Linked DNA regions of Homo sapiens: region 2 is linked to region 1. A link is an interaction called in ENCODE POLR2A ChIA-PET data of the cell type or tissue named here. Cell type or tissue: OCI-LY7. All regions are shown on one strand. Each heading gives the region's core, and the rest is flanking DNA. Links, peaks and the distances in the headings are about the cores only. Region 1 overlaps AKAP13 (A-kinase anchoring protein 13). Region 2 has its middle 24 kb from the start of WDR73.

Region 1 (11,512 bases), core at 1,806-9,805:
ATGATTTATGAAAGACATTTTTAATAAGTCTTATTTTTATTACAACAGTAATGTACAGTTCCTCTAGAAATTTAGGAACTATAGTCCCCCAAAAGTACACATAAATGACACTACCTAGAGAAAATTGTTGGGTATAATTTTTCTTTCCAAACTTGAAAACTTGTAGAGAGAGAGTGTGTGTATGTACATATATACAGCCCATATGTGGACTAGCCATATGTGGCGTATTTTATGTACTCTTGAGCATAAACAGGTTATAAAACATTTCATCAATGTACCTTTATATGATTTCTTTTTTGTTGTTGTTGAGACAGAGTCTCACTCTGTCGCCCAGGCCAGAGTGCAGTGGCGCAATCTCTACTCAGTGCAACCTCTGCCTCCCAGGTTCAAGCAACTCTCCTGCCTCAGCCTCCCGAGTAGCTGGGATTACAGGCACATGCCACCACGCCCGGCTAATTTTTGGATTTTTAGTAGAGATGGGGTTTCACCATGTTGGCCAGGCTGGTCTTGAACTCCTGACCTCAAGTGATCCACGTGTTTCCGCCAGCCACCTTTATATGATTTCAAGTAACTGACATAGTTATTTTAATGGCTATATAGTATTTCCTTGTATGAACTTAAGTTTATCTTCAGTTCATTTCCTATTATTTGAATAGGTTGTGTATCTTTTTTCCCCATCACCCTTCCTCCTGCCTCTTTCCTCTATGCTATTATAAACATTGCTTTGAAGGACAGCCTTATACATACATCTGTGTGTCCTTGTTTACTTTGTTAGAGAAATGGAATTGTTAGGGCAAATGGTGTACATTTCAGCAGCTGTTCATAGATATTGTCAAGTTGTCTACAGAAAGCTTTTGTCATTTATACTTCTACTGGCAGAATATGACAGTTCCTATTTACTATTTCCCCATAACTTTTAGAAAACACGTTTTTAAAGTTTTAGATGCAGGCCGGGCGCGGTGGCTCACGCCTGTAATCCCAGCACTTTGGGAGGCCGAGGCGGGTGGATCATGAGGTCAGGAGATCGAGACCATCCTGGCTAACAAGGTGAAACCCCGTCTCTACTAAAAATACAAAAAATTAGCCGGGCGCGGTGGCGGGCGCCTGTAGTCCCAGCTACTCGGGAGGCTGAGGCAGGAGAATGGCGTGAACCCGGGAAGCGGAGCTTGCAGTGAGCCGAGATTGCGCCACTGCAGTCCGCAGTCCGGCCTGGGCGACAGAGCGAGACTCCGTCTCAAAAAAAAAAAAAAAAAAAATAAAAAAATAAAAAAATAAATAAATAAATAAATAAAGTTTTAGATGCCATAAGATAATTACTCATAGAATTACTGGATTACTGGCAACCAAAGAAAAAATGAAAGAACTCTGTATTTCTAAAAGGATATGAAGAAACTCACGAAGCATCGTTACTGTCCTCTTAGGTGCTAAACGTTAATCTGAGTTCTCAATATTAAAAGACAGATGGAGGAAACTTTCAAATAAAGTCACTGATATCATGTTCCTTTGGCTTGTTCTTAGTTGTCGGTTCAGATTAACTCCAGCAATAAAACAGGGAAGTATTTGAGATAAGATTTAGAGATGCTGAGGAGTAAGGTCCTCTTCTACACAAAGAGCCCTGTGAAAGATGATCTGTGGCCATTCTGTTGCTTATCTAAATGCATGTTAGAATTAATATAACTTATTTATTTATTTATTTCATTATTATTTTTTCTAGAGATGGTGTCTCGCTGTGTTGACCAGGCTGGTCTCCTCAAACTCTTGGCCTCAAGTGATCCTCCCACCTGGGCTTCCCAAAGTGCTGGGATTACAGGCATGAGCCACTGCGCCTGACTGTTAAAGCTTTTAGTTCTGGGCCAGGCTCAGTGGCTCACACTTATAATCTCAGCATTTTGAGAGGTTGAGGTGGGAGGATAGCTTGAAGTCAGGAGGCCAGGAGTTCAGGACCAGCCTGGGCAACATAGTGAGAGCCTGTCTCTACAAAATAAAAATTAAAAAATTAGCTGGGTGGTGATGCATGCCTATAGTTGTAGCTACCTGAGAGGCTGAGGCGGAAGGATCACTTGAGTCCATGAGTTAGAGGTTACAGTGAGCTATGATCACACTGCCTTTACTCCAGCCTGGGTGACAAAGCAAGATCCTGTCTCTAAAAAAAAAATTAAAAAACAAAATTTAGTTCTGAAAGTACAAATACGTATAATCCACATATGTTCCTCAAATCACAGTTACATATTGACATCATGGTTTAGATAATCAAGAAAACAAGCAAATTAAACATTGAAACTGTGTTCTTGACTTTAATGTAGGCAAACCTTTTTCTCTGAGCCAAAGATTAGTCAACTGGTCTCAGCTATAATAATGATTTTCAATCATAATATTTGTGAAGGTTTTCTGTATTATAAGTAGGAAGAACTAGTTGTATAGGAAGTTGTAAGTCAGGTAGCTGTGTAAGGTGATCTCTTGGCACTGTTGATACACCAGCTTGTCTCTGTTTTGTTGACCATTCTTAGGAGTATCTTGTTGATATTCAGCCTATTTCTGGTTACAGAGAAATAGCTGATTAATCATAATTTAGTAGCCATATATATATATATGTATATATATATATATATTTTTTTTTTTTAAACAGAGTATGTTGCTCAGGCTGGGGTGCAGTGGCACAATCTTGGCTTACTGCAACCTCCGCCTCCCGGATTCAAGCGATTCTCCTGCCTCAACCTCCCAAGTAGCTGGGATCACATGTGTGTGTCACCATGCCTGGCTTATTTTCATATTTTTATTGGAGATTGGGTTTTACCATGTTCGTCAAGCTGATCTCAAACTCCTGACCTCAGGTGATCCACCTGCCTTGGCCTCTCAAAGTGCTGGGATTATAGACACGAGCCACTGTGCCCGGCATATTATATCACTAGATGTAGAAATTTAATTTATGATGGTTCTATAATAAAGTCTTGGAACATGTAGATAGTTAATTCAGATGTGGGAGGGCTTCTGTGGTCTTGAAACCACCCAGTTTTTTATGTAGTATACCTGATTATTGAACTGTTAGTTTCGTTATGAAGTCTAGATGTTACTTGGTTTTGGTAAGGAACCCTATGTAGAATTTTGAGGACGTCTCCTCTGCCAACCTGAATTGATCAGAATTTTTATAGACCTCCCAAAGGACCTCTGTTTTGGAAATCTTTTGGGGCAAGGCCAGCTTTGATTTGTTTTCTCTGTTACAACAGCATTATTTGGGCTTAAATCTCAGAAGTGTGCCATTCTGCTTTTTTACTGTTTCCTCCCCCTGGTAACTTGAGCTATTATAAACTGTTTACCAAAGAAGCTAGTCATTTTTGTCTCAGTATTCTCTTAAACTGTCCCTTTGAGGTTGTAAAAAAGAGAGTAATAACAATTAGCAGGTCAACCAACAAATAGGACCTTGGTATCTCACATTTCAGAGGATTCTTCCTTAGGTCTCCCTACTTTCTTTCCTGTCTTAGGGATCTGGGATAAACAATTAGCTTGGTAAATCAGTGGTAGGAATTAAATGTTTCTGTGCAGTTTTTCTGGGACATAGGACAATAATAATGGGGAACAAAATAATAAGAGAATGAGTAACAAGACAGTAGTAATAAGAATGCCAGATTAAAAATAGGAAGATGGAAACTCACTGACTGGTAGAAATGTAAAGGATAAATTCTGATGTAAAACATTCTGTAGCTGAGAAAAACTTGTTAGTGAACAGACACTGGATTAGGATTCAATAAATTTGGTTTAGTTTGCTGCCAACAACCTTGGGCAAGTTGCTTAGCCCACTCCACCTCAATTCTCCCATCAAAAATGAAACGGTTAAACTGTATCAGGTTTTTGTTTGGTTCTTTGTTGTGTTTTCCCCAAAAAGTATCCTCAAGTCCTGGAGATCCTTGGAATTACATCAAGGGCCCAAGTGAGATTGGGGAGGGCATGAAAAAGAGAGCAAGTGGTGCTACACAGAGTAGTTCCACTTTCCTCTAGTTTATTTTTGTGTTTCCTGTAATGTTTCCTTCGAAGACACTTCCATGGCCAAAAAATCAGTTTGGAAACATCTGGACTGAAATATGTTGAAAGTGCCTTCTGGTGCCTAGGATTTGGTGTTTATGAATCTCCATCTGTTGGCTGGATGTCTTTGTTCTTGGTATAAGTCTTTCATGGTTAGGGAAATTTTACTGGCTGAATCATGAAGGAACTGTATAATACAATGGGGGATCGTGGTATCTGACTGCTAGGCTGTGCTCTGATGTTAACTGCCCATGAGATAGTTCTCAACTAAGCAATTAGAAATTAAAATACTTTTTAGCTCTCCGGGAGCTTGGGAAATCCTGATAAAAAGATGCAAAGAATCATACTCCTTGCTTATCAAAACCTATTTATGCTAGCTGCCATTTTTTTTTTCGAGCACTTACTTTGTAGCATTTTATCTGTATGTCTCACTTAACCCTGGGGTGGTCTTGTGAAGTAGCTGGAGTTAGCTCTGCCGTAAATGGTAGTTGAGGCTTACTAAGATTGTGTAGCTTGGCTAAACTCCCACAGCCAGAAGTGCAAGAGCTGGGGATTGAAACTAGGATTGTGTTTCTAAAATGTGTGCATTCTTTATTATGTTCACCTGCCTTTCTTAAAGTTACAGGAGTTTTGTAGCTGTGAGACGTTTTTAATAGCACCGCTGTTACTCATGTTTTTCATTAATGAAATCTGGTAATAAAAGTGATTAGCAACGTTCATTGTTCTTAACTGCTTGTTATGCCAAGGACTCTTAATAGTAGGGCAGAAATGATTTGATTATATTGTATATACCATTCCTTATCTGTTAGGTCCTCATAAATAAGGAAAAAATGAGAAATTTGTAAGATTAGAGCAGAATGAAATAAGCTATGTTTTCTTTAATGGTTGGAAATTATTCCTAAAAGAATAATAGATATGAAAAAAATCTAAAATAGGTGATGCTAAATTCTTTAGAGTCAGTGAACATACAGAGATTAGATTGTTTTATGATCAGTGTGGTGCTAACTTTGATGCCCTAAGAATGGATTTACCATGGTGGTACCTAATGCAAGGAAATTGGGCATTTTTTTCTTCACAACATAATTTATTGCTGGACACTGTAAAAATATCAAAACGTGGTGGGCATTAGTGCCACTCACTACAATTTCTAGTTCTCCTTTTTGCATGTGGAATATCACATTTCCCAGCCTATTTCAAGATGGCATGGTCTTGTGACTTGCTGTGTCCCATGGAAATGTGTCGCTTTTGGCTAGAAGCATTTAAAAGCTGATGTGAGGTCGGGCGCAGTGGCTCATGCCTGTAATCCCAGCCCTTTGGGAAGCTGAGGTGGGTGGATCACCTGAGGTCAGGAGTTCGAGATCAGCCTGATCAACATAGTGAAACCTTGTCTTTACTAAAAATACAAAAATTAGCCGGGCGTGGTGGCGCATGTCTGTAATCCCAGCTACTTGGAAGGCTGAGGCAGGAGAATCGCTTGAACCCGGGAGGTGGTTCAAGCGATTCTCAGTGAGCCTAGACCACACCATCGCATGCCATCCTGGGCAACAAGAGCAAAACTCCTCTCAAAAAAAAAAAAAAAAAATCTGACGTGAAATGCTCTCTCTCTTTCCTTGCTTTTGGGACCTGGAAGCACAAGTAGCTATGACAGTACCACATGATGAAATCAGGTTGGAATACTGCCCTGAGGCTTGAAGGATTGCTGCCCCAGAGAGTTGCCTGGAGCCATAGTGATCTTTGAGTGAGTGAGGAGTAAACTTCATTGTGTTAACTTCTGATACCTTCTGGTTGTTGTTACCATAGTATAATCTAGCTTATCCTGACTTTACTACACACATCATCAGAAATCATTAGTGTAAAAGATTTTTAAGGAGAGGGACTGACCAAGATTGAAGCATAATTACCTCAGATGCAGATAAGGTCAATAGCATAGTTAAGGGCAGGTTTTCTCTTTTAGCTGTCACCTGTTTTATGTTTTGTCAGTTTATTCTTCTTTTAGCTCAGTTTTGGTCGTATCACTGCCCCATTTAAAAATAGTAGTTCCTCATTGCCCACCGAATAAAATCTGAGTAAGGCCTGCCACAGTTTGGTTCTGCAACAACACGCTTTAAAAACTGTTCTCTCACTGTGGTGAAGTATTTATTTATCATCATGTGCCTTTGCCCATTCATGCATTTGAGAAACATATATTGATTACTTTGTGTGCCAATGTGGAGGCTAGACCCTAGGGACACACAAAATGTTCCTTCCCATCTGTTCATGTCCAATTCTGCCTTAGCTTTTCAAGCTAAGTCTTGAAGGATGTTTCCTACATAAACCCTGCTTCATTCTCACAGTTGGTTATAAGCTGTCTTTCTGACCTCTCAAGCATTTCTGGCACACTGTTTCCTATCCTGGTTGTAAAGTTGTACTTGTATATCTCATTCCCTTTACTGGGCTAGTGTCACACCTTTGTATCTTTAGTACCTAGCTCCCAGCTTATGGTAGGGGCTCAGTAATCTTTACTGAATGAATGGCTGTTAGATTGTGGCTGTGTTGAAAAGCCAATGATTAATTTGCCTTTGTTTGACAAATTGTTACTATCTTTAAAGTTATTTTGCCTTCGTTGCTTGCACTTACCTCCTTCTAGCTATTATCATTGTGTGTGTTCATTCTTAGTACTCAGTAGGGCCTTATGTAGCAGTGGTTGTGTTTTTTTCTTTTTTTATAAGCTATCTGGAATGCTGTATCCTAGCACATTCTGGTGAGCTTTCCTTACCATTGTTTAAAGTCTGTTTTGTGTTTTAAAGATCCATTGTGAAGTTTCTTAATGTGACTTCTAAGTCTAGAGCTTATGAATAGATGAGTCATGTGTTTTAATCGATTCAGACTTAGTTTTGTCTTGGTGTCTTGTTGTTTCTACTGATGTTTTCCTGAAAGATTTGTGCCTTTGAATCTGTGTTCTGAACTTATACTCTGGTTTCTCTTCGTATGGTGTTAGTCTTTCCCCTTTTACTAAAGAGCTTTGAACTGGGTAGTTTAAAAGACCCAGATTCTAGTTTAGTTTGGCTTCTAGCTCACTTTGTTAACTTTGGTTGTGAAGTTTGTATCCACGAAACAAATGAGTTTGACAAAAATCCATGATTCACATACTGATTTTACTATGGACCGGGTAAGTTATTTGAATTCTAATCTTGTGTGGATACAAAAATTGGAGACAAAATTCTGGTAGGGTTGGCAAAGGTTGAAGGAAACTTTATTTATTTATTGAGTGCTTACTATGTGCTAGATGCTGTTTATTTGCCTTATTCACTAACCTGTGAAGATTTTATCTCTGTGTTTTAGTTACAGAAATATGAGATACAAAGAAGCTAGGATACTTATTGAGCTAGTAAGGGCAGGATCCAGAACTTCGGCCAAAGTCAATTTCATTCCAAAGCCAGTGTTCTTTTTGTTGCAGTTTGCAAGCCGTTCCAGACTTCTCTAACGGAGTAGCCTTTAGGACAAATGATAGGTGTTGTATGTGTCTCTTGAAGAAAGTACTCTCTGTTGCATGTCATACTACTGGTAGAATACCTGCCCTCACCCCCCACCCTCTTTTTTTTGAGACAGAGTCTTGCCCCATCGCCAAGGCTGTTAGAGTACACTGGTGATCACAGCTCACCACAACCTTGAACTCCTGGGCTCAAGCAGACCTGCTGCTTCAGCTTCTTGAGTAGCTGCATCTACAGGCATGTGCCACCATGCCCAACTAACTTTGTAATTTTTATTTTGTAGAGACAGGGTCTCACTATGTTGCCCAGGCTGGTTTCAAACTCCTGGCCTCAAGCGATCCTCCTGCCTTGGCGTCCCAAAGTGCTGGGATTATAGGTGTAAGCCACTGAGCCAGACCAAAATGCTCTTAAGATACAAAAACTAGAGTGGATAAATAAACTATTTCTCTGGATCTTTGATTAAGACTGCACACCCCACGGTAGTGCAGTTATTTCCATTGTGCCTGTAAGTGTGCTTTACCATCCTGAGTGAAGAGTGAAGGGACCATGATTAAAATTCCCATGACATTGTATGGTTTTATGATTGTGGTTTCAAGTCTTGCTCTCTCTCAACTAATTTTTGTGACCTTAGACTAGAAAATAGTTTTTTTTTTTGTTTTTTTTTTGGAGCTGCAGTTCCACTGTGTGTAAGATGGGAAAAACAGTACCTATTTTATATACCATATTGCTCGTTGCTGGACACATATGTGTCCAGCAAGCATTTATTTTTTGTCTGTGGTTGTACCTATAATTGGGGAGAATTTTTTTTCTTTAAGTGTAGATCAATTATGGTATAGGACATTGGAAGGTAGAAGAAGAGGTACTATATACAGCAGTTACTGACCTTTCCAGTCTGAATTCCTATTTAGAAATAAACTACTTATGTTATTTGTGTTACTGTTTTAGGAGACATGAATTGGCTAATAAGTTGTTTGCAGTGTTGTTTCTTTGCTAATTTTTGTAAATGTAATTAGATTTCATAACATTTTGTGTTAGGAGAACATAGACACTTTGAGAGAAAAATGCATAATAAAAGCTAATTTGATGGTTTCTAGGGGTAGTTCTATTTTGAAATTCCTTTCAGCAGACAATATGAGACAGCATATTATGGGCTAGGCCCTGAAAGAACCAAGGGAGAGTAAAGCACAGTCCTAGGCCACAAAGAGTATGTCTCTGGAGGATAAGATCTCTGGATTTTTTGTCCTACTTACAAAACAGAAATAATATATTTTATGCTAGTTACAAGTAGTATAAGCTCATTGAAGAAATATTTAAGCAGAAGGAATGTGCACCAGCCACTAGGAATGCAAAGATAATTGGGGTATAGTGAGAGATATGGAAATTTGTTGTGTAACAATGTTAGAGTACCAACTTTGTGGTATACAGGCTTCTAAGGAACACAGATGAGGGATGAGGGATGGGACGGGTGTGCTGGGTCTTTTTTTTTTTTTTTGGGACGGAGTCTTGCTCTGTCACCCAGGCTGGAATGCAGTGGTGCGATCTGGGCTCACTGCAACCTCCGCCTCCTGGGTTCAAGAGATTCTCCTGTTTCAGCTTCCCGAGTGGCTGAGACTACAGGCATGCGCTGCCATGCCTGGCTAATTTTTTTAAAATTTTTTTTATTTTTAGTAGAGACAGGGTTTCACCATGTTGGCCAGGCTGTTCTTCAACTCCTGACCTCAGGTGATCTGTCTGCCTTGGCCTCCCAAAGTGCTGGGATTATAGGCATGAGCCATCGTGCCCGGCCTGTGCTGGGTCTTAAAGCATGAGTAGGAATTTGCCAGGCCTGGGTTGAGGAGAGAAAGAATGGAATGATGGTTCTGCTGTGATACACTGTGTGCAAAGAAACAGACGTCAAAGAGCTTGGTGTGTTTGAACTCAGTGAGCAGTGAGGTGTAGAATTATTTCGTGTGGATAGGGTGTGGTCACCGAATTAGGTTAGAAAGTCAAAATGGGGTGGGTGGAAGCGTCTTTTAGTTTGTCCTCTTGAAGCAAAAGGGAGGATAGTCTGGTTTTGTTTTGGATACCTCATTCTGTGAGCAGTAGAGGATAGTGGCTTGGCAGAGGGAGAAGGGAGCATTGCCTCTCAGACAAGTTAGAGGAGGCCATTACCATAGTTTTGGACAGATTGTGAGGGCTTGAATGCAGTGAGGTTGGAAGGGAGCCAGCAGATCTAATGGACATTTTGAAAGTTGAATGGATGAAACTTGTTGAGTAGATGGTGGGAATTAGGAGGTGGTAGTTGTCCAGAATAACTGGGAATTTCTAGCACAGGCTGCTGGGTGAATGAGAGTGCACTGAGGGGCATGATTCATTCTGGCATGGGAGAGGAGTTGGCTTCCTGGAAGTGGTAATGTTTACATTTGGCTTAGATTACCTCATTCAAAGTGGTTCTTGATTTTGCCCACAATCTATTTTAGAGTCCATTTATTCATCTAGAAAGTACCAACTGCTTACTGCATGCCAGTAATTGATATTTTAAGAATATTAAAAAATGTTAATTGTGGTAAACACACATACCATAAAATTTACCATCTTAACCATTTACCGTCTTAATCATTTTTAAGTGCAGAGGCAGTGGCATTTAGCTCTTTCACATTGTCGTGCAGTCATCACCACTGTCCATTTCCATGACTCTTTTCATGTTGCGGAACGGAAATTTTGTACCCATGAAACAATAACTTTCTATTTCTCTCTCCTCCGTGTCCCTGGCAAATACTTTTCTACTTCCTGTTTCTATGGATTTGACTATTCTGGGTACTATATGTAAATGATACCACACAGTCTGCGTTCTTGTGACTGGCTTACTTCACTTAGCACAATGTCATTAGAATTCATCCATGTGGTAGCATGTGTCAGAATGTATTTCCTTTTTAAGGCAGAATAATATTCCATTGTATGTATATACCACATTTTGTTTATCCATTCATCCACCAATGGACACTAGAGTTGTTTCCACATATGGGTTATTGTGAATAATGTTGCTTTGACCATGGGTGTACAGACATCTTTCGAAGTCCCTGCTTTCAGTTCTTTGGCGTATGTACCCAGAGGTGGACTTGCTGGATCATATGGTAATTCTATTTTTAATTTTTTGAGGAGCTGCCATACTGTTTTCCATAGTGGCTGTACCATTTTACATTTCTAACAGCAGTGCACAAGTGTTCCAGTTTCTCTGTACCCTCACCAACACTTGTTATTTTCTGTTTTTGTGACAGTAGTCATCTTATAGTGTGTGAAGTGATATCTCATTGTGGTTTTGATTTGCATTTTTCTAGTAGTTAGTGATGTGAGCATCTTTTTATGTGGTTATTGGCTATTTGTATATCTTTTTTGGAGAAATATTTGTTCAAATCCTTTGCCTGTTTTTCATTTTTATTTTATTTTAATTTAATTATTTTTTTGAGATGGAGTTTCACTCGTCGCCTAGCCTGGAGTGCATAGGCACGATCTCTGCTCACTGGAACCTCTGCCTCCCAGGTTCAAGCGATTCTCCTGCCTCAGCCTCCTGAGTAGCTGGGATGAAAGAGTGCACCACCACACCCAGCTAATTTTTTGTATTTTTAGTGGAGACAGGGTTTCATCATGTTGTCTAGGCTGGTCTCGAACTCTTGACCTCAGGTGATCTGCCTGCCTCGGCCTCCCAAAGTGCTGGGATTACAGGTATGAGCCACCCTATCAGGTCCATTACCCTTTTTTTAAATTGGTTGTAGGAATTATTTATGTATTCTAAATATTAATCTCTTATTAAATAAGAGTTGCTAGAATTTTCTCCCATTCTGTGGGTTGCCTTTTCACTCTGTTGATTATATTCTTTGATGCAGCTAGTAGTAGTTTTTTTTTTTTTTTTTTGAGACAGAGTCTCGCTTTGTCTGTCGCCCAGGCTGGAGTGCAGCGGTGCGATCTCGGCTCACTGCAAGCTCCGCCTCCTGGGTACACGCCATTCTCCTGCGTCAGCCTCCCGAGTAGCTGGGACTGCAGGCGCC
Region 2 (11,512 bases), core at 1,366-9,365, 770 kb before region 1:
GACCTTTGCCTGGCAGCTGCCACAGCCCTTCCTGGTTGCTTCCCGGCAATTTTACTTCCGTTTCCTGCCTCAGCCTCTTGAGTATCTGGGATTACAGGCATGCGCCACCACTACTTCCTTCCTGGTTGCTTCCCGGCAATTCTACTTCCATTTCCCATATGGCTGTGGGATATTTTATCAAGAGGGTGAAAAAGGAAAAAGGACAAAAGTGAGATTTTGTCCAAAGATCTGAAATAGCTTAACTGGGCCAGGGAGCAGGGAGGCTAGAACCGCCCTCCATTTGGTAATCTCCAAGGCCATCTGTGAGAGACTATGGAGACTATGGGTACAGCAAACCCAGGACATGGGGCCCCTGCTGAACTTTCTGGTTATGAGACAGGACACCCTTCAGGGATAAAGGGCCAGGAAGGACAATCACAAGTCACATGTAAGGAATGACCAGTTACAGTTGTGGATTGTCCTGACACTAGCTAGAGAGAAGACTAAACATTGTAGCTAATATATCTTTCTTTTTTTTTTTTTTTGAGCTGGTGCTCTGTTGCCCAGGCTGGAGTGTAGTGGCACCATCTCAGGTCACTGCGACCTCCGCCTCCTGGGTTCAAGCGATCCTCCTGTCTTTCAGCTTCATTGTAACCTCCACCTCCCTATGCCTGCCTCTCCATGTTGCAGCTAGAGTGAGCATTCTTTCACAGCAGAACTGAGCCGGCTACCACCTAGCTTAAGCCCTGAGGGGCTCCCCATCACCTACAGAAAGGCCATACTGCTCAACAGCAGATGAGGCCTTCCCATAGGGAACCTCTGTGGAAACTCATCACATTCATTCCTTGCCTTGCCCTGGTCATCACACCTCTGTGCCCTTGACCATTCTTATCCCCAGCCAGCTCCCGATCACTATGCACAGCTGAGCCTTGCCTCAGTGCCCCTGTTCACCCTGCTCCCTTTTCTGGAACGCCGGGCCTCCCTGTTTGCCGGGGCCCGCCTGCCCATTTTTGAAGATGCAGCTTGGGCACCACCTCCTCCAGGAGGCCTCCTCCCTGCACTTCCCTGGCAGACTTGACCCTGCCTGTGGGCCCTTGCACTCTCCAGCTCAGTGCCATGACTCTCGTTACGTTGATCTGTTACACGTCCTCCCTACTTCATCCTGCCCCCTCCCTCCCTTCCATTTTTTATGTTCATACCCATCCTGAGGTTCCCAGCTCCAGGAACCTCCAGCTCTAGTACCCAGCTCAGTGCTTGTGATGGGAACTCAGGAAATATTTGCCAGTTGGTTCTCTTCATAGAAATGCAAGAAGCAGTCTGGGCGTGGTGGCTCACACCTGTAATCCCAGCATTTTGGGAGGCCAAAGCAGGCGGATCAGCTGAGGTCAGGAGTTCAAGACCAGCCTGGCCAACATGACAAAACCCCGTCTCTACTAAAAATACAAAATTAGCTAGGCATGGTGGCACATGCCTGTAATCCCAGCTACTCGAGAGGCTGAGGCAGGAGAATTGCTCAAACCCAGGAGGCAGAGGTTGCAGTGAGCCAAGATCACGCTGCCATTGCACTCCAGCCTGGGCAACAAGAGCGAAACTCTGTCTAAAAAAAAAAGAAATGCAAGAGACAGATGAAGCCCATGATTCTGGCCTGGATAGTGGATTAGGTTTCCTGCGCGTTCCTTGGTCAGATGATAAATGTTAGTTTTTACTTCAGTGCCCTCTTAGTATTTACCTATGTAAGTTATGCACACAGATGAAGACATTTGTAAAAACCAACCCACCAATATTCTAATGAAACAACTTATAGTTTTGAAATGTCACAGATAATCAAAAGCCCATGGAAAACCATGCATATTGTAGCCAAATCTGTAGTACACAATTTATTTTTTTTAATAGAGACAGGATCTCACTATGTTGCCCAGGCTGGTCTTGAACTCCTGGGCTCAGGCAATCCACTCGCCTCAGACTCCCAAAGTGCTGAGATCACAGGTGTGAGCCACTGCACCCGGTCTTTTTTTTTTTTTTTTTTTTTAATAGAGACAGGGTCTCTTACTGTGTTGCTCAGGCTTGTCTCAAACTTCTGGGCTCAAGCGATCCTCTCACCTTGGCCTCCCAAAGTGCTGGGATAACAGGCATGAGCCACCACTCGGCTCACAATTTTTTTTTTCTGTTTTTTCTGTTTGGACAAGCGGTGAACCCTCAGAGACTTTATCTTACTCTTATCCTTTAATACAGTGAATCTATATAACTATATCCAGAGACAGTTCCCTTTGTTTTAAATTGTTATTGGGCCGGGCATGGCGGCTCACACCTGTAAACCCAGCACTTTAGGAGGCCAAGGTGGGCAGATCATTTGAGGTCGGGAGTTCGAGAGCAGCCTGGCCAACACAGTGAAACCCCATCTCTACTAAAAATACAAAAATTAGCTGGGCATGGTGGCGGGCACCTGTAGTCCCAGATACTTGGGAGGCTGAGGCAAGAGAATCACTTGAATCCGGGAGGTCGAGGTTGCAGTGAGCCAAGATCGCACCACTGCACTCCAGCCTGGGTGACAGAGCAAGACTTGGTCTCAAAAATAAATACATAAATTGTTATTAATATATAGCAGACAAGTGTACACAAATGTACAGCTCATTGAGTTTTTACAAACTGCACACACTTGTGTAACCAGCACCCAGATCAAGAAACTACTTACCAGGGCCAGGCGCTCCTGCCTATAATCCTAACTCTTTGGGAGGCCGAGGTGGGTGGATCACTTGAGGTCAGAAGTTCAAGACCAGCCTGGCCAACATGGTGAAACCCCACCTCTACTAAAAATAAAAAAATTAGCCAGGTGTGGTGGCGCCTACCTGTTGTCTCAGCTACTCAAGAGGCTGAGGCAAGACAATCACTTGAACCCAGGAGGTGGAGCTTGCAGTGAGCTGAGATGGCGCCACTGTACTCCAGCCTGGACAACAGAACAAGACTCTATCTCAAAAAAAAAAAAAAAAAAAAATCGCTTACCAGGACCCCAGAAGGTATTCCCCTTCCAGGCAGTACCTTGTCTCCCTCTTAACCCTGTCCTGAAGTTTGTGACATAGTAGAGAGTATTGAGCACTGGACAGATCTAGTTGTAGACAAACTTCTGCCACTAACTACATACCTTCATTTTTATTAGAGATTTTATAATTTGAGGCAAGCTATAATGAGATGACTTTTTTTATTCATGGAATTTTGCTTCACTTGGGTTGCATTATATACTTTACAATAAACCAGAAGAGCTTATAGTGACAAAATGGACAGAGCAGTTACCATGCGCCAGGCACTGTGCTAAGGTCTTTACCTGCCATCTCATTTAATCCTGACAGCCCTAGGAGGGAGGTAAGTATCCTCACTCTACAGGTAAGAAAATGGAGGCTCAGAGGAGAGGTTTGGTCAGTTACCTGCCCCACACCTGTTACTTAACCATGACTCCTGAAGTCCACTGTTAAAGCCATGAGAAATACCTAATAGGAACAAATGGATAAAAGAACAAAACATTAAGATAAAAATGATACATTAGTGGCCAGGCACGGTGGGCTCACTCCTGTAATCTCAGAACTTTGGGAGGCCAAAGTGGGTGGGTCACTTGAGGTGAGGAGTTTGAGAGCAGCCTGACCAACATAGGGAAACCCCATCTCTACTAAAAATACAAAAAAATAGCTGAGCATGGTGGTGTGCACCTGTAGTCCCAGCTACTCAGGAAGCTGAGGCAGGAGGATCACTTGAACTCGGGAGGCAGAGGTTGTAGTGACCTGAGATGGTGCCACTGCACTCCAGCCCGGGCAACAGAGCAAAGACTCCATCTCAAAAAAAAAAAAAAAAGATATATTAGCTACAATGTTTAGTCTTCTCTCTTCATTGACAATAATTTGGCATCTGAACACATGGGGCCTCAGAGAGGACTGAGAACCCTGAAGTAGTTGCCTGAATTTGGAGCTACGGTACCAGTAGGGGTCCTTGAAAGCCCCCCCTGCAGATTACTTGAGCCCAGGAGTTCAAGACCAGCCTTGGCAACATGGCCAAACCTCATCTCTACAAAACGTACAAAAATTAGCCTGGCATGGTGGTGCGGGCCTATAGTCCCAGCTCTTCGGAGGTTGAGGCAGGAAGATTGCCTGAGTTCAGGGAGGCCAGGGCTGCAGTGAGCGATGATCAGGCCCAGAATCCAGCCGGGCAACAGAGAGAGACCCTGTCTCAAAAATAAATAAATAAATAAATAAATAAATAAATAAATAAATAAAGGCCTCACCGACTTTCAGCTTCTCCTCCTAGTAAGTCCTCCTGAGCCCTGGACCTCTCGTTTGGTTGATGGTCCTTGGTTTATTGTGAGCTGTTGCTTTTTTTTTTTTTTCTCCTAGGAAGAGGTTGTTTAGGATCCTAATTGTAGTTCGGAGGTTCATTCTAAAGGTTCTTCTCGATTCCCTTTTTCTAAAGACAAGGAGAACGACCCCCTTGCAGGCACCCCGTTTGGTTTCTAGTTTGGAAGTGCATTCTAAAGGGTCTTCTCCATGGCTTTTTCTCCCAAATTAAGTTCAGTGGGTTTGTCTGCACTGAGACTTTTTGTTGACACTAAGTTAAGAGGGATAGAAGGAATTTCCATGGCCCTGCTTCGCAACTGATTCTCTAGAAAGCCCTTTCTGTTATCCTGTCCTTCCCTCACCTAACCACAGGCTGCTCCTACTGTGGGGGCAAGCACAGCTCTCCCCACCTTCATTGAATTTGAACCTTTCATCTGTTAAATAAGAAGTGAAACCTACAATGCAGGGTTCCAGGTTTCCTTCTCAGAACCAAACCAGATAAAATGTGTAAAGTAGGTCCTTTCCCTGAGGCTGCACGATTCTGGGCTCTCCCAGCCCTTCCTTGGTTTTTTTTTTTTTTTTTTTTTGAAACAGTCTCCCTCTGTCACCCAGGCTGGAGTTCAGTGGCATGATTTCAGCTCACTACAATCTCTGCCTCCCCGGTTCAAGCGATTCTCCTGCTTCAGCCTCCTGAGTAGCTGGGATTACCACCACACCAAGCTAATTTTTTTGTATTTTTACTAGATTTGGGGTTTCACCATGTTGGCCAGGCTGGTCTCGAACTCCTGACCTCAAGTGACCGGCCCGCCTTGGCATCCCAAAGTGCTGGGATTACAGGCGTGAGCCACTGCACCGGTCCGTCCCTGGTATTTCTATCAAGTCATTTCCTTTGAACACACCTCCATTTAGCACGTAGCATTTCGCAAAGCATTTAATAGCACTGCATTGTAGTTATTTGGGTTGCACATAACTCCGTGGCAGCGTTTTAGAAAATGCACCCTCCGCTGCATTGCATTCCTTAAGAGGAAGGAGTGTCTCCTTTTTTTTTCTCCCACCACAGCACACTCGCTGCCTGGTGCTTGGCCCGAATTGCTCCCCAACTGTTGAATGAAAGTCAATGGTATTAATCTCGAATGACCCAGGACTGTGCAAGCAGGAAATGAGGAATTGTGTGAGTGGTAAGTGAGGGGGGGAGGAACAGAGTGGTAAAGCATTACCACAGCTACCAACCATGCCAGAGAAAAGCACTTTAAGTGGCAGAAAACCTTAACTGGAGTCCCAGCTTCGTAAGGGCAGAGACCTCAGTCCCAAGCTGTCTCGATATATTCATCTGCATAGTAAGGATAAATAGGGACTAACAGGGTTAAACAGCTGCCCTCGGCCCTAAGTGAAAATACTTTATAAACTGGCGTGGCAGCTCATGCCTATAATCCCAGCACTTTGAGAGGCCCACGAGTTCAAAACCAGCCTGGGCAACATAGTTAGACCTCGTCTCTATTAAAAACAAAACAAAGGCCGGGCGCGGTGGCTCGCGCCTGTAATCCCAGCACTTTGGGAGGCCAAGGCAGGTGGATCATGAGGTCAGGAGCTCAAGACCAGCCTGGCCAAAATGGTGAAACGCCGTCGCTACTAAAAATACAAAAAAAAAAAAAAAAATCAGCCGGGAGTGGTGGTGGGTGCCTTGTAATCCCAGCTACTCGGGAGGCTGAGGCAGAGAACTGCTCGCACCCGGGAGGCGGAAGTTGCAGTGAGCCGAGATCGCGCCACTGCACTCCAGCCTGGGCGACAGAGCGAGACTCCGCTTCAAAATAAATAAATAAATAAAAAATAAAAAACAAAACAAAACAAAAAATTTTTGTAAAGACCCCTCTCGCTCATACCACCAGGGCCGCGCAGGGCGAGAGATCTCCACCTCCCCTGGGAGGCAAGACCCACACCCTCCCAGGTGCGCGAGTTGTGGCTGCGGTTCGCGACCCCGCCCCACTTACCCAGCTGGTAGAAAAGTCATCAATGATTCGTCTGAAACGAATAGGCGCCTGAGATATTCTCCCATTTTATGGGCTAACGCTGCTGTCTGTCTTCGGGCGGCGGCCTCTGGGAAATGTAGTTCCGGAGAACACGGAGTCCTTCTGGGGCTAGGTTTTCCGCTTCCGGTGCTCAGTGGCTAGCCGAATAGCCGTGTTTGGGACCTGGGCTCGGGCTTCTTGCGTCCCCGCTAAGAACATGTCACGGGGCCGAATCGTCCGTATTCTCTCAGCTTCAAGCTCCTCTACTTTTCAACCAGGTCACTAGCCCTTGACTCCTCTTATCAAACTTCCGGAACTGCCACCCCACCAGTGACTCCACAGGCACCAGGGCATGCAACAGGGCTGGGACAGGAAGGCTCTCTTCTTCACCTCAAGCCTGCTGGGCTAACACTTGCGATTTTTACTAGAGTTAACTTTGTAATGTATGTCTCTGACTCTAGAATTTCAAGAGAAGTTCCACTTAGTGACTCCTAAGTGGAAGTTCTAAGATGGCTTCCCAGTGAGGTGATGAAGAGGTTTGAGCTTTAGAGTGCGGTTGCAAAGCTCTTCTCTGACCTGAACAATGGCTGTAGCTGTGGACCAACAAATCCAGACTCCTTCAGTACAAGATCTCCAAATAGTTAAACTGGAAGAAGATTCCCACTGGGAGCAGGAAATTTCCCTTCAAGGGAATTACCCTGGACCAGAGACATCCTGCCAGAGCTTTTGGCATTTCCGTTACCAAGAAGCATCACGACCCCGAGAGGCCCTCCTCCAGCTCCAGAAGCTCTGTTGTCAGTGGCTAAGGCCAGAGAAGTGTACAAAAGAGCAGATCCTGGAGTTGCTGGTCCTAGAACAGTTCCCGACTGTCCTTCTCCAGGAGATCCAGATCTGGGTCAGACAGCAGCATCCGGAGAGTGGAGAGGAGGCAGTGGCCCTGGTGGAAGACTTGCAGAAAGAACCTGGAAGACAGAGGCTGGAGGTGAGCTATAAAAACATAGTTCCGAACAGTTAAAATAGAGGTATGTGAGAGACAGAGCTGCCTTGGGTTACTAGCAGTGTGGGCATACTTCACTATTGATGTTAAACTGGAATTTGCTTATTTCGTGGTCATGGTATCTGCAACTTTCCTTCCAAGTTCAGGCTGACTCTTCAGAGAATGCACAACATTGGCTGCTCTGAGTGTCCGTCCCTGCCATTAAATAAGAAAATTGCTTAAAATGGTATGAGCCTCACTGTGATCAGGGAGGAGCACATGTGACAGGGATGTCTTTTTGGAGAACAGCTCTCACTCTGTAGCAGCCAGCCAGAGGCAAGCGGCTTCGGTGGTCTTTGTCGACATTATTGAGCCTATTGCAAAACACCTGAATTATCCTATGTCTTTTTGCCTAGGGTTTGGCAAGGCAGGTAGGAGCAGTCCCCAGAGAGCTGGGTGGCCAGGATGCAGTGGTCCATGGCCTTATCTCCATAAAGCCTTCCACATGTCTGCCGTCTTTACTGCTGTTGCAGGCTTTTGCATAAGACTGGCTTTTTCCTCTGCTTTTTTTTTTTTTTTTTTTTTTTTGGAAAGGGAGTCTCGCTCTGTCACCCAGGCTGGAGTGCAGTGGTGCCATCTCGGGTCATTGCAACCTCCGCCAACCGGGTTCAAGCGAGTCTCCTGCCTCAGCCTCCCTAGTAGCTGGGACTACAGGCGCCCACCACCACGCCCGGCTAATTTTTGTATTTTTAGTAGAGACTGGGTTTCACCATATTGGCCAGGCTGGCCTCGAACTCCTGACCTTGTGATCCACCCACCTCGGCCTCCCAAAGTGTTGGGATTACAGGCGTGAGCCACTGCACCCAACCTTTCCTCTGCTTTTTTATGTTTGGGATGTTTAAGTTTTAGTCCCTACAGAATTTTGACCACTTCCAGTCCTTGAAGAGGGACAGGATGTGCTCTCAAAGAAGGAGCCCTCAGGATCAGTACTGAGTTCTCTAAACATCCATCCGAAGCAAGCACAGACAGAATCTGTCTGTTCCAGGCAATGGTGAAGTTCACAGCAGAACCAGAGGAACAGTTGAAGCACAGCCCCAAAATAGAACGAACTCTAGCCCGTCCGCAAGAGTGATAAGAAATCGCAGTGTGGGCCCACGCGCGCCGCACGGCCGGGTCGCCGCCGTACCGTGGTGTACGTGCAGAATGCGCAGAGCGAGCGGCACCCGCTTACCCTGCGCTCCTCCGCAGCCTGGGCCGGGCCGCCCGGGACGCTGAGGCGGTGGCGGCAGCCGAGGGGGCCGGTCTTGCGCTCCGCAGGCTCGCGCGCCCGAGCCCGGGTTGCCGTTCGCCGCACAGGCCGCGTTCTCTCAGCCCACGGCGGCGATTAGGCGCTGAGGCGGCCGCCTGCGCTGCGCCGGAGCCTAGGACTCGGAAGCGACCCGGCCGAGGGCCCTGGGTGCCAGCCTCCTTGAGTCAAGGGTAGCGGGTGCATGGCGCAGTGACGGCCCCTATCTCTCTCTCCGCTCCCCAGCCTCGGGCGAGGCCGTCCGGCCGCACCCCTCCTGCTCAGCTGCGGTCGCCATGGCCAATGACAGCTGCGGGCCCGGCGAGCCGAGCTCGAGCGAGCGAGACCGGCAGTACTGCGAGCTGTGCGGGAAGATGGAGAACCTGCTGCGCTGCAGCCGCAGCTCCTTCTGCTGCAAGGAGCGCCAGCGCCAGGACTGGAAGAAGCACAAGCTCGTGTGCCAGGGCAGCGAGGGCGCCCTCGGCCACGGAGGGGGCCCTCACCAGGACTCCGGCCCCGCGCCGCCCGCTGCAGCGCCGCCGTCCAGGGACCGGGCCCTGGAGGCCAGGAAGGCAGCGAGGCGCCGGGACAGCGCCTCCGGGGACGCAGCCAAGGCAAAGGCCAAGTCCGCGGCCGACCCCGCGGCGGCCGCGTCCCCGCCTCGCGCGTCCCCGGGCCGGACAAAAGCCATGGCTGCTTGTTATCCGGTCAATGGAACGGGTTATGTACGTCATGTTGATAATCCAAATGGAGACGGAAGACGTGTGAAATGTATTACATTACGTTAAAGAACGGGATGCCAAGGTAAGTGGAGGTATACTTCGAATTTTTCTAGAAGGTAAAGCCTAGTTTGCTGACATTGAACCCAAATTTGATAGACTGCTGTTTTTCTGGTCTGACCATCGCAACCCTCATGAAGTACAACCAGCATATGCTACAAAGTACGCAATAACTGTTTGGTATTTGATGCAGATGAGAGAGCACGAGCTAAAGTAAAATATCTAACAGGTGAAAAAGGTGTGAGGATTGAACTCAATAAACCTTCAGATTCAGTCAGTAAAGACGTCTTATAGAGCCTTTGATCCAGCAATACCCCACTTCACCTACAATAATTGTTGACGCTATTTGTTAATTTGTGAATACGAATAAATGGGATAAAGAAAAATAGACAACCAGTTCGCATTTTAGTAAGGAAACAAACAACTTTGTGTGTTGCATCAAACAGAAGATTCTGACTGCTGTGACTTTGTACCGCATGATCAACTTAGAATCTGTGATTGCTTACAGGAAGAAGATAAGCTACTAATAGAAAATGTTTTTACCTCTGGATATGAAATAAGTGCCCTGTGTAGAATTTTTTTCATTCTTATATTTTGCCAGATCTGTTACGTAGCTGAGTTAATTTCATCTCTACTTTTTTAATATATGTCAAGTTTGAATTGGAATAATTTTTCTATGATTAGGTACAATTTATCAAAACTGAATTGAGAAAAAATTACAGTATTTCTCAAAATAACGTCAATCTATTTTTGTAAACCTCTTCATACTATTAAATTTTGCCCTAAAAGACCTCTTAATAATGATTGTTGCCAGTGACTGATTAATTTTATTTTACTTAAAATAAGAAAAGGAGCACTTTAATTACAACTGAAAAATCAGATTGTTTTGCAGTCCTTCCTATCTTACACTAATTTGAACTCTTAAAGATTGCTGCTTTTTTTTGATATTGTCAATAATGAAACCCAATTGTAAAACAGTCACCATTTACTACCAGTAACTTTTAGTTAATGTCTTACAAGGAAAAAGACACAATAAGAAGAGTTTAATTTTTTTTTTTTTTTTGAGTCTTGCTCTGTTACCCAGGCTGGAGTGCAGTGGTGCATTCTCAGCTCACTGCAACCCCACTGTCTCCCAGGTTCAAGCAATCCTCCCGCCTCAGCCTCACAACTAGCTGGGACTACAGGCACATACCACCATGCCTGGCTAATTTTTGTATTTTTAGTAGAGACTGGGTTTCACCATGTTGCCTAGGCTGGGGTTTAAGTTAAATTTTTTTAAAAACTAAAGTGACTGGCACTAAGTGAACTTGAGATTATCCTCAGCTTCAAGTTCCTAAGATAAGGGCTTTCTTAAGCTTTCAGATACATGTATCCTCTAGATGTAGACAATAATGTCCCATTTCTAAGTCTTTTCCTTTGCTTCTCCTTAAGTTGATTGTACTTCCAAATTTGCTGTTATTTTTTTTCCTAATACTGTGATTTATTTGATCTACAGACAGGAACCTTGTCTCTGTTGAAGAGCATCAAGGGAAGATTACATACGCCTTGAAACCGAAGTGTGTTGTTACCGACTTAATGTGCAGTAACTCCTCAGATATCTGTTAAGGCACTTCCCAGATGTGATGCCAGTCTTCTTACCTGTACTGAAAGATGTTTAGCTTAGAAAAAAAAAAAAGTGCAAAATCAGATTTAAAAAAAAAAAAAGTAGCAGCAGTGTGGGGAGGAAGGAAGTACCCTTCTGTGGGGAGGGCATAGAAGTACTCTGTGAGTGCAGAAAGTGGGGTAGAAGGTACAGCTCCCTTCTACTTAGAAGATTGGTGTGTTGACCTCAGGCTGACCGCATGAATTTCTGGGATCCTAAATGGGCACCTCCAAAGTGAAGAAGGACCTCGGTTGGCATGTTTTGTAAAACAACATAGGGGAGCCTGTAGCACCTTTCCTTATGTGAGTCAGAGATTACCGGTCCCAATAGGTTACAGTTGGAGACAGATTTTAGGTCTGGTTGGTGGGAAGGGCAAAAGGGTAGGGTTAAACTAAGGTGCAGTAATCCTTAAAACAGTTAAGTGTCCCCAGACCAATTTAGATGACTCAGGTGTGTTATCAAAACTGAAAAACAAGGCCAGTTATGGTGGCTCATGCCTGTAATTCCAGTACTTTGGAGGCTGAGGTGG

The links. Peaks named below come from ENCODE experiments on the same cell type or tissue, not always from the same donor. Only the 100,000 strongest peaks of a DNase experiment are listed, where the experiment ranks them.
Region 2: POLR2A ChIA-PET joins it to region 1 with 34 read pairs; 3 of 35 experiments call an interaction of 5 or more read pairs at or near these places.

What each region holds. Positions count from the first base shown.
Region 1 is chr15:85,398,267-85,409,778 of GRCh38, forward strand. The region is part of intron 1 of AKAP13 (A-kinase anchoring protein 13); the gene reads left to right. Among named protein-coding and RNA genes, the nearest start is that of AKAP13, 23 kb to the left of the region's middle. RefSeq lists an enhancer at 3,085-3,184. In OCI-LY7, for the core only: no CTCF peak of the experiment used is centred there; DNase peaks (open chromatin) are centred at 4,133, 4,455, 6,055 and 7,655; H3K4me3 peaks cover 5,788 bases; H3K27ac peaks cover 7,853 bases.
Region 2 is chr15:84,625,016-84,636,527 of GRCh38, forward strand. It overlaps the pseudogene SCAND2P and the pseudogene EGLN1P1. Among named protein-coding and RNA genes, the nearest start is that of WDR73, 24 kb to the right of the region's middle. RefSeq lists an enhancer at 6,829-6,878 and silencers at 8,373-8,722, 9,193-9,272. In OCI-LY7, for the core only: a CTCF peak has its summit at 9,153; DNase peaks (open chromatin) are centred at 6,366, 7,046 and 8,736; H3K4me3 peaks cover 3,891 bases; H3K27ac peaks cover 1,935 bases.